Regions from separate parts of the Homo sapiens genome. Here all the other regions are linked to region 3. The links are chromatin loops, found by intact Hi-C in ENCODE. Cell type or tissue: B cell. All regions are shown on one strand. Each heading gives the region's core, and the rest is flanking DNA. Links, peaks and the distances in the headings are about the cores only. Region 1 has its middle 110 kb from the start of LINC00702. Region 2 overlaps LOC107984195 (a long non-coding RNA gene). Region 3 holds the start of LOC124902541 (a long non-coding RNA gene).

Region 1 (5,471 bases), core at 244-5,243, 260 kb before region 3:
ATGGAGGCTGAGAAGTCCAAAGTCTAGGGCCTTCTTAATGATGGAGATTTTACCAAAAGTTATCTCCTCAACTAGAGGTCTACACTAAGCAGTTTTTTTTTCTTCTCAAAATTCCAACCCAACCCCTCAAAACCCAACATTTAAGATACCTCTTACCCTATTTTTTTCTTAGCACTTATCATTTTCTGGAATACCATATAATTTACTTACATGTTATATTTATAATTAATTATGTAAAAAGTATCCTCCATGAGGGCTGGAATTTTTTTAAATTGATTTAACACAAGTTGGTGGACTAGTAGGTGCTCATTAACCTTTAGTGAATGAATGTGTATTCCAGGACAGAAGATAGGCTCACAGAGGAGGATTTTAACTGTACTATAATAGAGACTGCTCTGTTGTCTACCTAATTTAAGAAATAGCAGCAGCTTTCATTTAAGATGAAAATTAATGTCAAAATCCAATAAGTATTTTATTATATTAAATTATATGTGCACACAGCAGAAACACACTCAGATAAACGTTGATGAATTTTATTCAACTTTAAAATTTTGCAAGTTTAACGAAGTATTTAAGGATTGGATACAGAGATAAATAACTTAGGTTGATTCTACCTTGTGAGTAAAATGATGATTTTAGTTTTTTTAGTATGCTGGATGCTTAAGTAATTTAATTTTAGTTCTATTTTAATTGGAGTAGGTTCTGCTTGTAAATGCTACATGTTTCACTAGACAAAATAGGGGTCATTGTTTCCTTCACAAGGTCATTGAATCCATTCAGACTCAGATTCAACAACATACAATATTTCTAAACCTGTCTAAATGGTGTCCACAGGTCACATTTAAAACATTGAATTTATTGACTAGCTTTGTGAGAAAAAGTTGAGTCATTTATTTAGTTTTTTATTTCTTCAGTGATGCATTCTTTTTTGTGACCTTCTGGTCCTTTAGTCCTTGTTACTCGCTTCAACAATGTCCTTCAATAGTTTGGATTACGAGAGGTGAGAAAAATAAGATAAGGATGAAAACAAGGTTTTAACCTTCCTACAGGACTACTTGCTACACAATGATGTTTTCATTGTGTAGGTATTAAAATATATGTATTTATACACATATATAGGAATTTTATGTTCAATTAATTATTAAACTCCTTGAAGGAGTAATACGGACTACGCATCTTTGTATTTTTCCATTCCTAGAGCTTGAGATGAGTACCCAATAAAGGTATTTGTCTTTATTGATCACTTGAAAACATTTAACTCACTTCTGTCCACCTGGTCTCAAAATTTAGCACACCACTCTAACTGATATGCCATGAAGACTGGTCACAGACAAAAGTGGGACTGTGTTTTGTTGATTTCCAAAGCCATTCGCCAGGAGCGCGGCCCCAGGAGCATTTTTCTCATCATGTGAATGCCACCGTTGTCAATCCACTCCATCCACAGGCAGACAGCAGCACAGCCAAGGTCAGGTGCAATGTGAGGGGGTCCCCACAGGGGTGATATCTACACATGACCGGACCTTTCATTAGAGGAATGAAGAAATTAGAAGACACTCAAAACTTAGAAGGACTTAGAAGTAATTTTATTGAGGCTGAAACAAAAATATCCTACAATTCTAAAAACAGTAAACTAGATGACATATTTTTCTGTTGCTTTTGAACAGAAAATGGGCTACTGTGTCAAAGAAAGTACAAGATTATTAGTGTCACCAAAACACAGAAGTGGAGAAGCATTTATCATTATTGGGTGTGTGCGTGTTGGTGAAGTTTGTGTGCACGTGTGTCTGTCTCACACAATCTGCATGTGTCTGTGTTGGTGTGTCTCTGTGTATGCCTGTGTCTCTGTGTATCTGCTTGTGCCTGTGTTGGTGTGTCTGTGTGTGTGTGTGCCTGTGTCTCTGTGTATCTCCTTGTATCTGTGTTGGTGTCTGTGCGTGTGTGTGTGTGTCTCTGTATCTGCTTGTGTCTATGTTGGTGTGTGTATATGTGCCTGTGTCTCTGTGTGTCTGTGTTGGTGTGTGTCTATGTGTGTGTGTCTGTGTCTCTGCATCTGCTTGTGTCTGTGTTGGTGTGTGTGTGTGTGTCTGTGTCTCTGTGCATCTCCTTGTGTGTGTGTGTGTGTCTGTGTCTGTGTTTCTGCTTGTGTCTGTGTTGGTGTATGTCTGTGTCTGTGCCTCTGTCTCTATCTCCATGTGTGTCTGCGAGTGTGTCTGTGTGTCCTCTATCTCTGTGTTGTCTCGCTGTATATGTCTGTGAGTGTGTGTGTGTCATCTGTATCTCTGTGTTGTCTCGCTGTGTGTGTCTGTGAGTGTCTGTGTTAGTGGGTGTGCTCAATTTGATACAAGTCATTTTATTTTGTGAAGATGTAAGTACTTCACTTTTCCTTTCCCAGTATCTGCAAATTTCAACTGAGATCTAATTTTATTGCTCAAAGTGAAACTGTTCTGACTAATATCTGATGCTTGATGTTAGCTATTCTCATTCTTGGAATTATTTAAAATTCCACTGAAAGTACAAACTTAAACTGAGATTTTTTTTTTTTTTTTTTTTTTTTTTTGAGGAACTCAAACATGCAGAATTGAGATCTGAAATCTGCTGGCTGGTGCAGATTATAGCCTAAGATAGGAAGTTGGGGTTTTGGTTGCTTTAATGGAGAGGAAATGACTCATGTCAATGCTAGTATGTAATAAAGCTCCTAAATTTAGCTTTCCTTTTAGTGTAAAACCTAATATTGATATAGTAATGTGAAACTTTATTTTACTAAACTACAATTTTCTTGCTGCCTCTTCCATCTGCCAGTCAATTATTACATCTTTCATTAAGATCATGTTAAGACATATTTAGTGTACATAAAAATGTCTTGAAAATCCCAGTTGACTTCACAGTACACGCTAACTTTGGAAGCGTTGTGCAACCAACTAAGTCCAAACAAAGGGCCCTGTGTCTATTTGAATTTTGAGACAAAACACAAAGTTCTCGGGGATTAGTATCATGATTAAATATATCCCTTGACACTTACAGAAAGTGTATATATGTTTACAGACAAAAGGTGTTTCAAAAGTAGAATTACTGTTATCGTTCCCATTTCTTATTGTTATTATTTGCCAGGATGTCATAAGGTACAGTAATAGGGGATGAAAACAAATCTTCGTGTAAAAATCATAACTTTGTACTCTTACTGGAAACTGGGGGAAAAAATGAAAGAGTCCAGGTAGGGATTTATAGAGAGAGCATTTACAAATTCTTTATGGATTTTCACTAAATGTTTACTAACTGCTCTGGACACGTATGCTGAGGTCTCTTCACAACAGTGCACCTGAGAAACACAAAGATTAAGAAAATAAGAGACCATTTTTATGTCAGAGCTTTTTTGCTCTTTGTAGTAATTTAGACGACCCAACCACAACCACAGGAGACTCCAGCAGGAACTACGTAGAATGAGGCAAAGGTGCTCTCTCTTTGAGGAAGGAAGGAAGGGGTTGGTTTTATGCCTCATGGGGTCTTATTACACAATAGACTCACACATGGTCTGCAAGTTTGGGGGAAAAGCTATACATATTTAAGAGGAGAGTGGAACGCATGTGCAATGGGTGAATGTGTATGTAACATACATCCCGTGTTCACTTTGGGGCAGGGTTTCAGCATTAAAATGAGGTGGGATTAGCCCTTTATGTCAACAGATGAACTGCAGGAAACAAAAACAGTTTGTGCACAGCCTCTATAAGCTGCTGAAGCTGCCTTCAAGTCTGCCATTGTTTATCAGAAAAGAATGTTTGTAAAGCTATCAGAATGGTAGTGGTCTGGGTTGCAAATCAGAGCTTTGAGGGGTCTGATAGCAACCATTGTGAGGGAGCTTAGCGAGTGTGGTTTGTTTTGTACCTGTGTAAATTTGGAAATTTGCCACACCAGCCAGGCTCTGAACCTTTGAGACATAGGTAACTCCGTTCCCTTTAGCTTAGGGTCCATGTTTGTCGATATAGGGGTGTCTATTTCGATCTCTCATATCACAGACATGATGATATTGTGGCAGCTGTACCACATCCCTGCCACAGAAGCAGCTGTTCTATCAAGACAAGGACCTGCCATCCCTGCCGCTGCATTGGTTAGAATAAGTCAGTCACAGGTCTCACCACTCTAGAGGAGGCCACCACTCTAGGATGGGATTCCTGCGGTCGCTTCTCAGCGTCTCTCACCATCTAGACAGCACAAGTCATAGGGGCATGGAGCCCCCGATCGCAGGTCTGCAACTGAATTTTGCCCGTAGATCATTTAGTGGGAGAGTCAAAGTGCCAAAATAAACATTGTGTTACACGCAGATTCCACAATATTTATTTTTTGACTCATAATCCATTTCTTTCCTTATCGAATGATCATTATCTCATTGTAATTAACAGTTGCCAATGCTCCCACTTGTACTTTTTTTTTTCCTTGTGAAGAAAACCATCCCATAAATAGCAAGTGCAAAGTGGTAGTGCCACAGTGGAGTTACTGTTTTTTCCCCCTTCTTGTACATGAAGAAAATTTTACATCTGTAGTTGATGCCTTTACTGGCTTCTCAATTAGTGGAAACAAATTTGTCATTGCAGACAGTAGCTCCAGTGACTTGTGGCTAATGGATTCACCCTTTGAGCAGAACTTTATGATCCAAAACAGCCTATCCCACACTTGTGTTTTTCAAGCTATTGATAGGTGCACCTTGAGTGAAGGGGATGGAGGTGGGAGAGGGAGAGATGTCAGAATCAAAAAACATTGTGAAATCTTGAGATTTTGTTTGTTTTTTTTTTAAGTTAAAAAGATTTCTCAACACTTTACACTGATGTGTTTTGTGAAATGTTCAGAGGTGGATATTGCTTTCCGTATAGATTGTTCAACAAAATTTGAGGCCATTATTTTGGACTAAACTCCTGCGATCGCAACAGACCAGACAAATCATAGTGGGGTCACCCAGGCTTACCAAACCCAAACCCAAACTGAGCAGTTCTCTGCCCTCTGAGGAACCAGGAGAGAGATAGCCTAACTTCCTGAACAGGACAGGTTTAGTCTTCAATGGGCAGGATAATGAAGTTCCCTGTGTTTAAATCCTTAATCTGAAGTCACATCATGTGAACTCATCAGTTTTTCTATTGTTTCTTCTTTCTGGCCCCAGTTGTTACAGGAAAGCGATTCTGATCCAGACCCCAAGAGAGGGTTCTTGGATTTCGCGTAAGGAAGAATTCAGGGTGAGTCTGCAGTGCAAAGTAAAAGCAAGTTTATTAAGAAAGTAAAGTGGTGAAAATACGGCTACTCCACAGACAGAGTAGGACAGACCCGAAAGTAAGAGGAGGAATGTGTCCACCCTAGGTACAATACTTGTATATGTAGGATAAAAAAGATCATGAAGAGATAAGCTCTGCTACAAGGGTTTGTGATAAAGGATTAATTTTCTCAATTACTATATTTTGCAAGAATCGATATTATTATCTTTAAAGCAA
Region 2 (5,471 bases), core at 277-5,276, 160 kb before region 3:
AAAAAATACTTCCCAAGTGGTTATGGTTGGAGGGATATGGATGTTAGACTCAATGAAAAAAAAAAGAAAAAGGAGAGATGAGAAGCCTTTTTCAATCCCCTCAGAGCCAAACCGAATCTTTCCAATCATCCTCACCTTGGGAGGATGGGCTGTCTGCCCCTGGCCAGAACCACAGTAGTGCGGATGTGGGACACACCACAATACTAACACGAGGCATTTGAAGACTAGCTGGGCCACTTTCATGTGAAGTCGGATTGAAGTCTCTGGTTGATAGAAGAGTTATATCTAGATAGAATGGTTTTTGTGGATGATGCCATAGAATTTAGCTACATGGTTGCTTCCCATGGGAGGGCTTTTAACAGTCATTAAAATAGTTCCATGTTGTGAATATAACAAGAATCTCTGCTTTGGTCCAAGCCAACAAATTGATTTTCACATTAAATAATAGACTGAATATAATATTTTTAGAGTGAATATGATATATTGTAGCATCACTGCTGGAACTTATCAACAAGAACACTAATGCATGTTTTTCTATAAAGATTTTTTTTCAAGTGTAATTCTCTTTTATGAGCTGCTTAACCTATCATATGCTTGAGATACGTGACACTTTATTAAATGCTTAACAGCGGAAGCATTTTAGAAAAATATCAAGTGGAGCTAAAACATAAAAAGAAAAAGAAGAGGGTGATGAGGAGAAAGAGAGGATGGAAAAAGAAGAAAGATGTGGCCGTCTCTGCAAGCTTTATAATATCACAGAGGAACTCGAGATAAAGCTCCATGAAGACAATGAGCAAACCATACATGATCAACCCACAATACAGACATTCTAGAGACTCCGATAAATGGATAACACAGCCTGTCTGTAATTCTGATTATCTGGTTTCAAAGAGAACCTAATCAACTTGTCAGCTGGTAGACTACATTTTTTAAATAATGGATGATTGATATTTTTATCTAATTCAGAAAACATTTCGAATACGTCAGCGAAATTCTGTAATACTTCAAACTTTCTCAAAGCCTACATTTTAAAAAGTTGTCAATAATAGGTTGGATGATACACTTACTGCATTCTGTTAACTATGTATTAATTGTATAAACTAATAAAAAAATTTCATCTATCTTATTAGGATAGGAATTTCAAATCAAACTGCATATTTTTATTTGCTAAATATAAAATTGTATATGTGTGTTATTGGGATCAGCCTTGTACAAATAGTAATTATAATGACAATCCAATATAGAAAAATGTAACACTTAGAGCTGCATGGGCAAAATTAAAATATTTTGCTTTCAATTTATGTATTTCCTTCACAGAAGGAATTACGAAACAATCAATAAGAATGTTTTGAGTAAAGATTACATTAAGATAAAACCTATGGAGAAATAAAATTGGAATACAAGTTCAAAGAGAAAAAGGAACAATGTCCAATTTCCTGTAATTGAAGAGCTTGTTTGTGTTTTTCTTTTAATAGGTGGTGGTCAGTATCAAATCACTTCGTTATTGACATTTCACTGACTACATTTCGTAGAACAAGTTCATAGTTTCATTTTTATCTGTCCATAGTATCCTGAAATTTGCATCATTTGCAACTATTTCAGCATATGAAGAAAAATTTTGTATGTCCGTTAAAAATGACTGAGAGTTTGCATTTTGCAAAACAACAGGATACAACAGTGACAAACATTTGGAGATCAATGTTCTAAAGCATCCTGAAACATCCTTTCTCCCACAAAATTACCTGAAAATTCACATACTTTTTATTCATTTGAATAGCTTTGTCACTTTTCTCAAAATAGTGATCAATGAGAAATTCGCTTTATTATATGTTTCTATGATGGACTATGTATTATTTTGTTGAATTAAATAACAATTCATCACCATTTTAAATGATTTTCTTTCTTGAAGCTATTATTTCTGATGAAGTTCACTTTGTTTGGATTTAGAAAATCCACTCGGAGGGAATGTTTACCTTTCCTTTAATAATATGCTTTATACACGTTTTAACAGTAATCTTACAGCATTTTACAAATATGTATTTATTTATTCATTCATTCATTTATTTAATTATTTTAGAGACAGTGTCTCTATCATCCAGGCTGGAGTGCAGTGGCAAAATCTCAACTCACTGCAACTTCCTCCTCCCAGGTTCAAGCGATTCTCCTACCTCAGCCTCCAGAGTAGCTGGGATCACAGGCGTGCACCACCACACCCCACTAATTTTTGTATTTTTAGTAGAGATCAGGTGTCACCATGTTGGCCGGACTAGTCTTGAACTCCTGATCTCAAGTGATCCGCTTGCCTAGGCCTCCCAAAGTGCTGGGATTATAGGAGTGAGCCACCGCGCCTGGCCTAAAAATGGCATTCTTAGCATCTAGTAATCTTACAACATTTTAACAGACACACACACACATACACACACACTTAAGGACCTTTAGCTTTTAGCACATTAGAAATATATTAGGAGTTATTTTAAATATTAGCTTCATTAGACATACAAAATAAAAGAAATAAAATTACAGTAGATAATTGAAACTTGTAGTACATAGCGCGTAGATGTAACCATCTGGACTCAAACTGGGAGGAGCAAAATATAATCTTAACTGATACGTTCTGTTCTGAACAGATGTTTCCAACCCCACATGGAGGATGTGAATCTCTTAAAATAACACATTTCCAGGAGCAACATTAGAATTATCAGCAACACATTGCTGCTCACTAACCCTAAAGAAAGAGTAAATACAGACAGAATTTCATAAGTGCCTTCAAGATGGGAGAGGATTGTAATTTACTCTTCAGGATATTTTGCTATATGTGATAAGTGCCCAGTAAATATGTGTAAATGCAGCTGTACCCACAATTCTGTTCAGAAGTTTCCATATCCTGAAACTAAGGCAGGTCATGTGTGCATGTGGGTATGTGCTAACCATTCTAAATCAAAGGCGTGTCACCCCTGCCGAAGCCCTCGCTGTCAAGAACTCTCAGCATTCCTTCTCTCGGTTGAAATCCGGGACTAACGTTTCCTCTATTCAGAAACATTCAGTTCTTTCTTGCCCGTGCATGGCTAAGTGATCTTGTCCTTCAGATGAGATCCTGCATCCAGCTCCTTTGCCTGCATGTAACTTTTTCTTGCTTCCGGTGTGACGAATAAACCAGCAGTCATCTTGCTTTTAACCATCACCCAGAGTATTTAAAAGGGAAAAGTGGGAGGCGTCAAAAAAACAGGGGGACATGAAAGACATAGGACAAAAGTAATCATGGATAAAGACTTCCATCTGCTGCACGTGAAACAGTGTCTGTTTACTCTGGACTTTGATGGGTGCCTGTTCTCTACAGCAGGAATGAAGCAAAAAGTGAAACCATAATTCCTCCCCAGAGTGACAGCATTCTGGCCTGGGGAGCCGAAGTGTGCACATGAATCAGTCGCCGTTTCAGGCTAACATGACTGGAGAAGCAGACAGCACCTGGAGACCGGGTCTGGAAAGTGAACCCCACACTAAGTGTACTGAAGTGTGCAAGGGTCTTGGATGGAAAACTAGAATCCCTATTTTTAAAAAAAATCATGGGCATCTAAGGAAAAGAAAATACAGGCTCCAAGTTTTTGAATTAAAGGGGCTTTAGAGCCTGCTAAGCTGACTGACTTGATTCATCCAGAGGTCAGGTGATGTTAAGTGGCATGTCCACAGTGGAGACGCCAGACTCTGATAGGAACCCACTTCTTCGGATCCTTCTAACTTCCCTATGGGGTGAGGCGGGGAGTGAGGAGTTAAGATTGGGAAGCTCAGATGAAACTCTACAATCTAAAAGAGGATTCATTAAAGAATATGGGCCAAAGGGTTCAAAATCTATCACTTTCTCAAAACACAGTGATAATTTATTGCAGAAATAGGCTGAGAAAAATTAGGGTTCAAATGGAAAATCAGAGAGCATTTAGGAGAACATTAGAGGCCCAAACCAAAATGGGCTTTGTTTTGTTTAATTTGGTTATGTTTTGCAATGAGCAAAGTGCTCGGAAAAGGGCCCCATCCTTGAAGTAGGGGGAGAAAGGGCCTTGGGGAGGGTTGGAGGATAGAGGGACGAGAACAGGACGGGGGCGGCAAGGACAGGCAGGGACTCTGCCCCAGGGAGAAGCTTATTCGACGCAATTCCGCACAGTGGGCCCGGGTTGTGTGTCGACCAAGTCGCCCATCGCTCAAGAATCCTTAGTGCAGTGAGCGAGCATAGGGCCTTCAAACTGCTGTCCAGGGGACATTCCTAGTGTGAGGCCAGGCGGGTCCCAATACGAAGGAGAAGAGGGGCTCTGTGTTCCAGGAGCAGGTCTTTGGAGGAGAAAGTCCAGAGATCCTTGCGCAGTGAGAGCAGGTGCCCTTGTGCAGGGAGTCATAGGCTTGGGCTGGTCCAGAGATTTGGGGACAACCCCAGGGCCACTCATCTTTCCAAGGAGGGTCTATTTGTCTACGCCAGATCCTTAGAGCAATACTTCTGTCTCAGAACCTCTTCTCAATCCATCCGTGCTCCATCTCTAAATCTGGCAGGTGGCCCTCAGCACACATCTGCCTCCTGCCTCCCAGGCCCACCCAGCTGTGAGAATTATCCTATGCTGTGTTCCAACAGAGCCCAGGACTTCGTCCTCGTCCTGAGGTCCTGGGGCAGGAGCGCTGTCCTGGCTCCACCAGAAACCATCTGGTGTGGGTGGAAGGGGAGTTACTCGGTATTCCCAGTGGCTATTACCTCCTGTGTAAAGTCAGGGTGAATTTCTAAGCCCTTCACTAACTTTCAGTTTTGATGCTATGACTAAGAGGACCTTTGTTTTGTTTCATTTGGTTTTTCAAAATGAGTTGTGTGTGAATTTTTTTACTATGCCAGAGTCCAAGCAGAAAAGAAACCAACAGAAGGAGGATCTTCTATGACGGCTTCTTGTTAACATTTAATGCAAATAGAGACCTTCTACGAGACTCAAGACCAGGGCTGGCCCAGCCGTGGTGCATAGTGATGCTGAAGAGAAGGAGGTGGGCTCTGAACCCCTCCAACAGTTTCAGGCCTGTCTCCAAAATGTACAAGGTTGTAGCTTTGGGAAAACCACTCAGCCTTTTGACACCTCAATAATTTTATCTATAAAATGTAAATAAACTGTGCATCCTACCCAGAAGGAATGTTGTAAAACCAAAATGAAGTATTGCACGGAAACGGGTAGAAAAAGTGTCTGGCTCATGGTAGGTTCTCCATGTCTCTTCTGATTGCATGGTCAAGACTTGGAAGATGGGAGTTAATGCTGTGCACTGAGCATACTGAGGCCAGAGAGCGCTCAAGCAAGGCCAGGCAAGAAAGCAGCATGGTGAATCCTGGGTAAGCGTGGTGGGAGATGAGTGACATTCTGATATGCTGCAGAGAGAAATAGAGGGAGTGGCTCCCCTTCTCACAAGGGTGTCCTGGTATCCCGGACTGGACTAGTCAACCCTCCACCTCACCC
Region 3 (5,471 bases), core at 38-5,037:
GATACAGAGGAATCTGGCACTTTCTGAACCTCGAGATCCAATTGATAAGGAAGGAAAATCAGTAAAATGTAACAATGGCCATGCACATCAATAAAATGTAACCACAGATACAGCAAAATGAAAGTACTCTGTGATCAAAGGTGGCACACTCTCTTCCTGTAGGCATGGGACAAATCAGAAATGATGAAAAAATGCATCACTTCAAGTTTCAAAATGCAGGTGACTTCTAACATCTCAGATTTTTCAACAACTCGGCACAGTAGGTGGTATTTTCCTTATGTTACAGATGAGGAAACCAAGGCTCAGGGGAGTCTAGTCAGGGCCCCAATTCACACAGCTACTAAATGTCTGAGCTGGGGTTCACACTTACCTGTCTGACTGCCTAACACCCACACTCTAAGGCATCCTGAGTTTACATTTGTCACCACCTTTAGTTCATTGTTGACCCTTCCCCCAAAGCAGTACAATTTTTTTTTTTACATTTGCCAAGTACTATGTTGTATTTGCATACCAATCCCTTTTAGTGCCAAATTTAGGAGGGAAACCCCATTTATTAATAAATATGTCCTTAAAGGAGGACATACTCAAAAGGAAAGTGAAAAAGCAGGCTTCTGACATAGCTTGTTAAATGGGTCAGAGTGTAAAGAAGCAGGTGTGCGCACTGGAGTACATTGTCTCCAAGCATCTGGCAGAAAACCACAATGTCATGGGATTGTGCAGACAGCTCCCCTTCCTTCCCTCAAATAAAAGCAGTGTCCACATTTCCGCTGTGATGGGCACTGCTTCCCTCCTTTCCCTATGTGAGCTGAAAACTCACCCCTAGGAGTCAAATTTAATCAATTACACAAAACTATTTTACCGGACGTGGGTTGTGAGCTGGAGGTAAGGCTCAGTTCCGTTTCTAAAGGAGTCCACAAGATTTGCTTCTCAGAGAAGAAATTAAAGTTAATGATGGGCCAGGTGCGGTGTCTCATGCTTGCAATCCCAGCACTTTGGGATGCCAAGGCAGGAGGATTACTTGAGGTCAGGAGTTCAAGACCAGCCTCACCAACATAGAGAAACCCTGTCTCTACTAAAAATACAGAAATTAGCCGGGCATGGCAGTGCATGCCTGTTATCCCAGATATTCTGGAGGGTGAGTCAGGAGAATCACTTGAACCAGGAAGGTGGAGGTTGCAGTGAGCCAACATCGTGCCATTGCACTCTAGCCTGGGCAACAAGAGTGAAACTCTGTCTCAAAAGCAAAAAAAAAAAATTAGCCAGCGTGGTGGTGCATGCCTGTAATCCCAGCTACTCTGAGACTGAGGCAGGAGCATCACTTGAACCCAGGAAGCAGAGGTTACAGTGAGCCAAGATCATGCCACTGCACTCCAGCCTGGGCAACAAGAAGGAAACTCTGTCTCAAAAAATAAAATAAAATAAAAATAAAGATAATGATAAACAAATTTAAAGGCAAAAAACAAAAATCTAATAAAGTTACTTTTCTCTTTTGTTTCAGTTGGAGCAAAATAGGAAGTAGTAAAGATTCCTTGAAATCTATTTCAGAGCTGTTCCTTTGGGGCTATGAAATAAAAGACAAGACTGGTAGAAATGACTTAAAATGCAAAAATGGCAAAGGTAATGATCACCGTGGGTAGGTTATAAACGACTGTGGAGGTTTGGGGAGGCTAAATCATCCAGCCAACGGAAAAGTAGTCATTTGAATCTGAAGACAGTGAGCCTCTGCCTGCGTCTGTCTCATGTATTGGAATATCCTCTTATTAAATTACAGTGTTTTATAACTTGTGAATAAAATTGGTATCATGTTTACTATGCAAAAGCCTCGCTATTTTTCAGATGGATATATATTTAATATGAAATTGAAATGTAATATCTAAAGCACCAAGCAATAAAACCAACCCACCTTGTTTCAAACCCTGCTTAAGTTATTTTTTTGAATTCTGTATCTAATAACATGGTGCAATAACACTGAAACAAGATTCACACTATGATACTATTTGTTTAGGAGACCAAGAGTGTTGCTATGGAAACCGACCTTCAGTGTATCTATGGAAACAGTGACAGTGTTGTAAATAAAGATACTGAAAAGAGGAACCTAGTAAACTTAGCATATGAATTCTAAGAAAAAGAATAAAGAATGAGGACCTGCGGGGAGAAAAATTGTATATTTTCTTGTAAGAAAAAAAGCATTGTGACATATTTTATTAATCTCATGATAAAACTTTTAAGCTAAGTTTTCAAAATCTCCATTGTGTCTTCTACTATCTTCTGTTAGTTTCTGTCTTCTTCTTAACTGTCCAAATCATAACCTATTTATAATTAACAAAAACATTTATTGAACATTGTTTCAAATGACGCAACTTCACTATGATAGCATTTTAAAGGCCAACTTACCTTTTCTAAAAATGTTAACATGAAAAAAATTTCAGAAAGCATATGTTTAACTCACTTATGTTTTGAAGTTATAAAGTAATTTTTTTAAAAGATCCATCCATAATATTTACCAAACAATTTTAAATGGGCTATTAAAAGGAGGTTAGTTGTTTTTGTTTGTTTGTTTGTTTTGTTGTTTTCAACATTGCAACCCTTTGAAATCATTATTAAAAGACACACAAACATTTATTGAGTTGTAATTTCAATCTTCTGGCTTCATTGTGTCCTGCTGGAAGGAAACAACTATGTCTTCCCTTTGCATCTCCTGATATTGAGGAGACCGCTGTGCACCTAGGAGAGAGCCATGTGTGGGATGAAGGGATGAAGCTATTAAAGGAATCGAATATGATAAAACAAACGAACACACAAAAAGACAACAGAATGCAATATAATGTCAAGTGCCTGGCAATAATTACATGAGCTGGCTCAGTTATGTGGAAACTGATCTCATCTCATTTGAAAAGGCAAGAAAAGGTGACGGTTGTACACCAAGTAAAGCAACTCAGAGGAAGGGAGGGATGCAGATTGGGGCCCGCAGCACAGGAGAGAGGCGCAAGGCCGACCTCACCTGCGCTCTCCAGAGCCACCCCCTCCTCCTCCTCTCTCATGTCTCCGGCCATCAATCAAGTCACACAGAGATGGACAGAGCAGTCCTTTTGTAGCCGAGCCGAGAGCCATGCTTCTCCTAAACTGTTGGTTCCCAGATTCTTAAAAGATTTTGGTAAGTAAATATTTCATGTTAGTATAGGACTATGTATCCTGGCGTTTTAAAAACTCTAGAATAGTGCTTTTTTCTGTTTAAATTTGGAATTCTGTCATTTTTTAAGATCCCCTAAGAGGGTAATAAATAAGCATTTCGAATGAGGAGTTTAGACTAGATCCTTAGTCTTCAAATTCCTTTTCAGGCGTGGGGGACCTCTGGGGAGTGGCTCCAGAGAGGCTGCCTCTTTCCCTCATGAGAACAGCTCTGCTCACCTCACCTAAACTTCTTCAAATGCCTTCTTTAAAGTATTGGCTTCCTTGTTTACAACAGTCAAGAACAACCTTGAAAACTTCTGGGGAGGAAATCCCTTTCAGCTTTCTATTTCTGCAATTCTCTGGTTACTTTTCAATAAATAGTCAATGATAAAAGAACCACTAAGAAAGCATTCCTAACCAGAGGACTTTTGGACTCCCTTCAACGTAGAGCTAAGGGTCTCTCAATGACATATCAAGGCACATTTAACCGCAGGGGACATTTATTGAACATCTATCAGTTGCTCAGAGCACTTGTTGGCAGGCGCCAAGGCTGAGCAAGGCTACGGTGCTCGGCTCAGAAAGGAACCCAGAAGCCGTCCAGAACCGGGGTGGCTTCCCAGGGGAGTGGCCTCTGAGGTCGCAGGAGCCCACGCTCAGGGGTCCCCATGCTGGACTTTATGCTTTGCCATCTCCGTATTGAATTCCCAAATTATTTTCTCATGGAACTTGGGTTTTTAAGTGAAGCCTGTGGGGACAAGGAAGCACACGTGTGATCAGAGGAGAGAGAGGAATGGGGGACGAAGGAGAAGATCTTTATGCACAGTGAGATTGTCTTAGGTGGCTCGGACTACCATGGCAAATACTACAGACTGTACATCATTCAGATAGTCACATGCAGAGCTGGTAGCTCTGCACTAACAATAGCAAAGTCCATGGTACAGTCTGGAGGTGGCTAGTCCAAGCTCAAGGTGCCAACCGTTCACTTTCTGGCAAGGGTTCTCTTCCTGGCTGGTAGACGCAGCCTTCTTGCTGCTGTATGACAGGTGGGTTTGGTGGGAGACAGAGAGAGAGAGAGGAGCGGAGGGAAGTTCACTCTCTGGAGTCTCTTCTTATAAGAACACTAATCCTATTGCATCAGGGCCCTGCCATTATGACCTCATTCTACCTTAATTACTTTCTTACCCCAAATACAACAGCACCAGGGGTTAGGGATTCAATAGAGGACTTTGGCAGGCGTTGGGGAAACAACTTGGTTCCCAGCAGTACTATTCCAGCTTGAATTTTTAGCAGTAAAATAAAATCAAAAACAGAAAAGAGGTTGTTAGTTAAAAACTGGTATAACCACTTTGTGGAAGCTTACATAGTCATTCAATATTATATTTCCAAGGTCGTTCCATGACATAGAGAAGGCCTTGAGTATATGATAAGCACAAATGGTCACATGAAATTGTGCATAAGTACACAGTTTATTGACAACTACGTAGAGAAAGAGACATCTGCCTAGAAAAAAAATGCTGAAAGGTGATACATAAAAATACTGATAAAGGTATGTTTAGGTAGTAGGTATATTTTACATTTTTTTCTGTTATTCTGTATTTTCAAATATTCCTTCATGAATATATACTGCTTTTTACTAAAAAAAAGTTTGAATTATCCTATTAAATTTATGGTCATGATTTTTAAGAATAAAATAAATATGGAATAGAATAATTTACACACTACTAAATTGATGAGTTAATATTTTCCTTGAGTTTATAAACTCAAATTGGATCAAATTATTAAAATTCAAAAAAATTCTAAAGGAAGGTTATTTTTTGAACTTCGGTTCTCAAATGTAATTTGAACGTATTAACTTCCAACACTAGCAACAAAAATATCCATCGCAAACGAGAGTCATTTGCAAGCTTGCTTTGGCAAAATAAGCCCTTTTCAAATGGGACCTTACACAGTATTCCAATATAAAATTCACACTGAAATGAAGCCCCTCTAGTGAATACCAATTTGGGGCCCTGCCCATGCCCATCCTCCTGGAGGCTCCCAAGGAACCTCTGTTGAACCCAGGGTTCCGTGAGCCACAGTTCTAATGCTCTTGGACAGAGTAGAGTATGAGCCCTGGGTTTTAAGTCCCAGCTCTACAGGTAACTATTTGCATGATATTCAGAAAGTTGTAGCATGATGTTGATGAATTATATTATCTCTGGGGTCTCCTCCAAGTCTGTAGTTCTTTGAATCTGTTTGACTAGGGTGGACCATGCCAGTATGCATTTTTGTTTTCTTTTTTTTTTGAGATGGAGTCTCAC

Evidence for each region. Hi-C counts contacts between places; a loop is a spot of excess contacts. Peaks named below come from ENCODE experiments on the same cell type or tissue, not always from the same donor. Only the 100,000 strongest peaks of a DNase experiment are listed, where the experiment ranks them.
Region 1: a loop joins it to region 3, with 2.3 times the contacts of the local background. A loop is called at or near these places in 4 of 110 quality-filtered maps.
Region 2: a loop joins it to region 3, with 2.0 times the contacts of the local background. A loop is called at or near these places in 3 of 110 quality-filtered maps.

What each region holds. Positions count from the first base shown.
Region 1 is chr10:4,128,908-4,134,378 of GRCh38, reverse strand. No RefSeq gene overlaps it. Among named protein-coding and RNA genes, the nearest start is that of LINC00702, 110 kb to the left of the region's middle. In B cell, for the core only: no CTCF peak of the experiment used is centred there; DNase peaks (open chromatin) are centred at 2,238, 2,638 and 3,498; H3K4me3 peaks cover 1,488 bases; H3K27ac peaks cover 818 bases.
Region 2 is chr10:4,032,918-4,038,388 of GRCh38, reverse strand. The region is part of intron 2 of LOC107984195 (a long non-coding RNA gene); the gene reads right to left. Among named protein-coding and RNA genes, the nearest start is that of MIR6078, 44 kb to the right of the region's middle. In B cell, for the core only: no CTCF peak of the experiment used is centred there; a DNase peak (open chromatin) is centred at 3,018; H3K4me3 peaks cover 1,036 bases; H3K27ac peaks cover 726 bases.
Region 3 is chr10:3,870,471-3,875,941 of GRCh38, reverse strand. It overlaps LOC124902541 (a long non-coding RNA gene), which reads left to right and starts at 614. Exons shown (of 2, transcript XR_007062365.1): 1 at 614-882; 2 at 1,499-1,814. RefSeq lists an enhancer at 403-732. In B cell, for the core only: no CTCF peak of the experiment used is centred there; DNase peaks (open chromatin) are centred at 711, 2,031, 2,781 and 3,501; H3K4me3 peaks cover 1,846 bases; H3K27ac peaks cover 4,234 bases.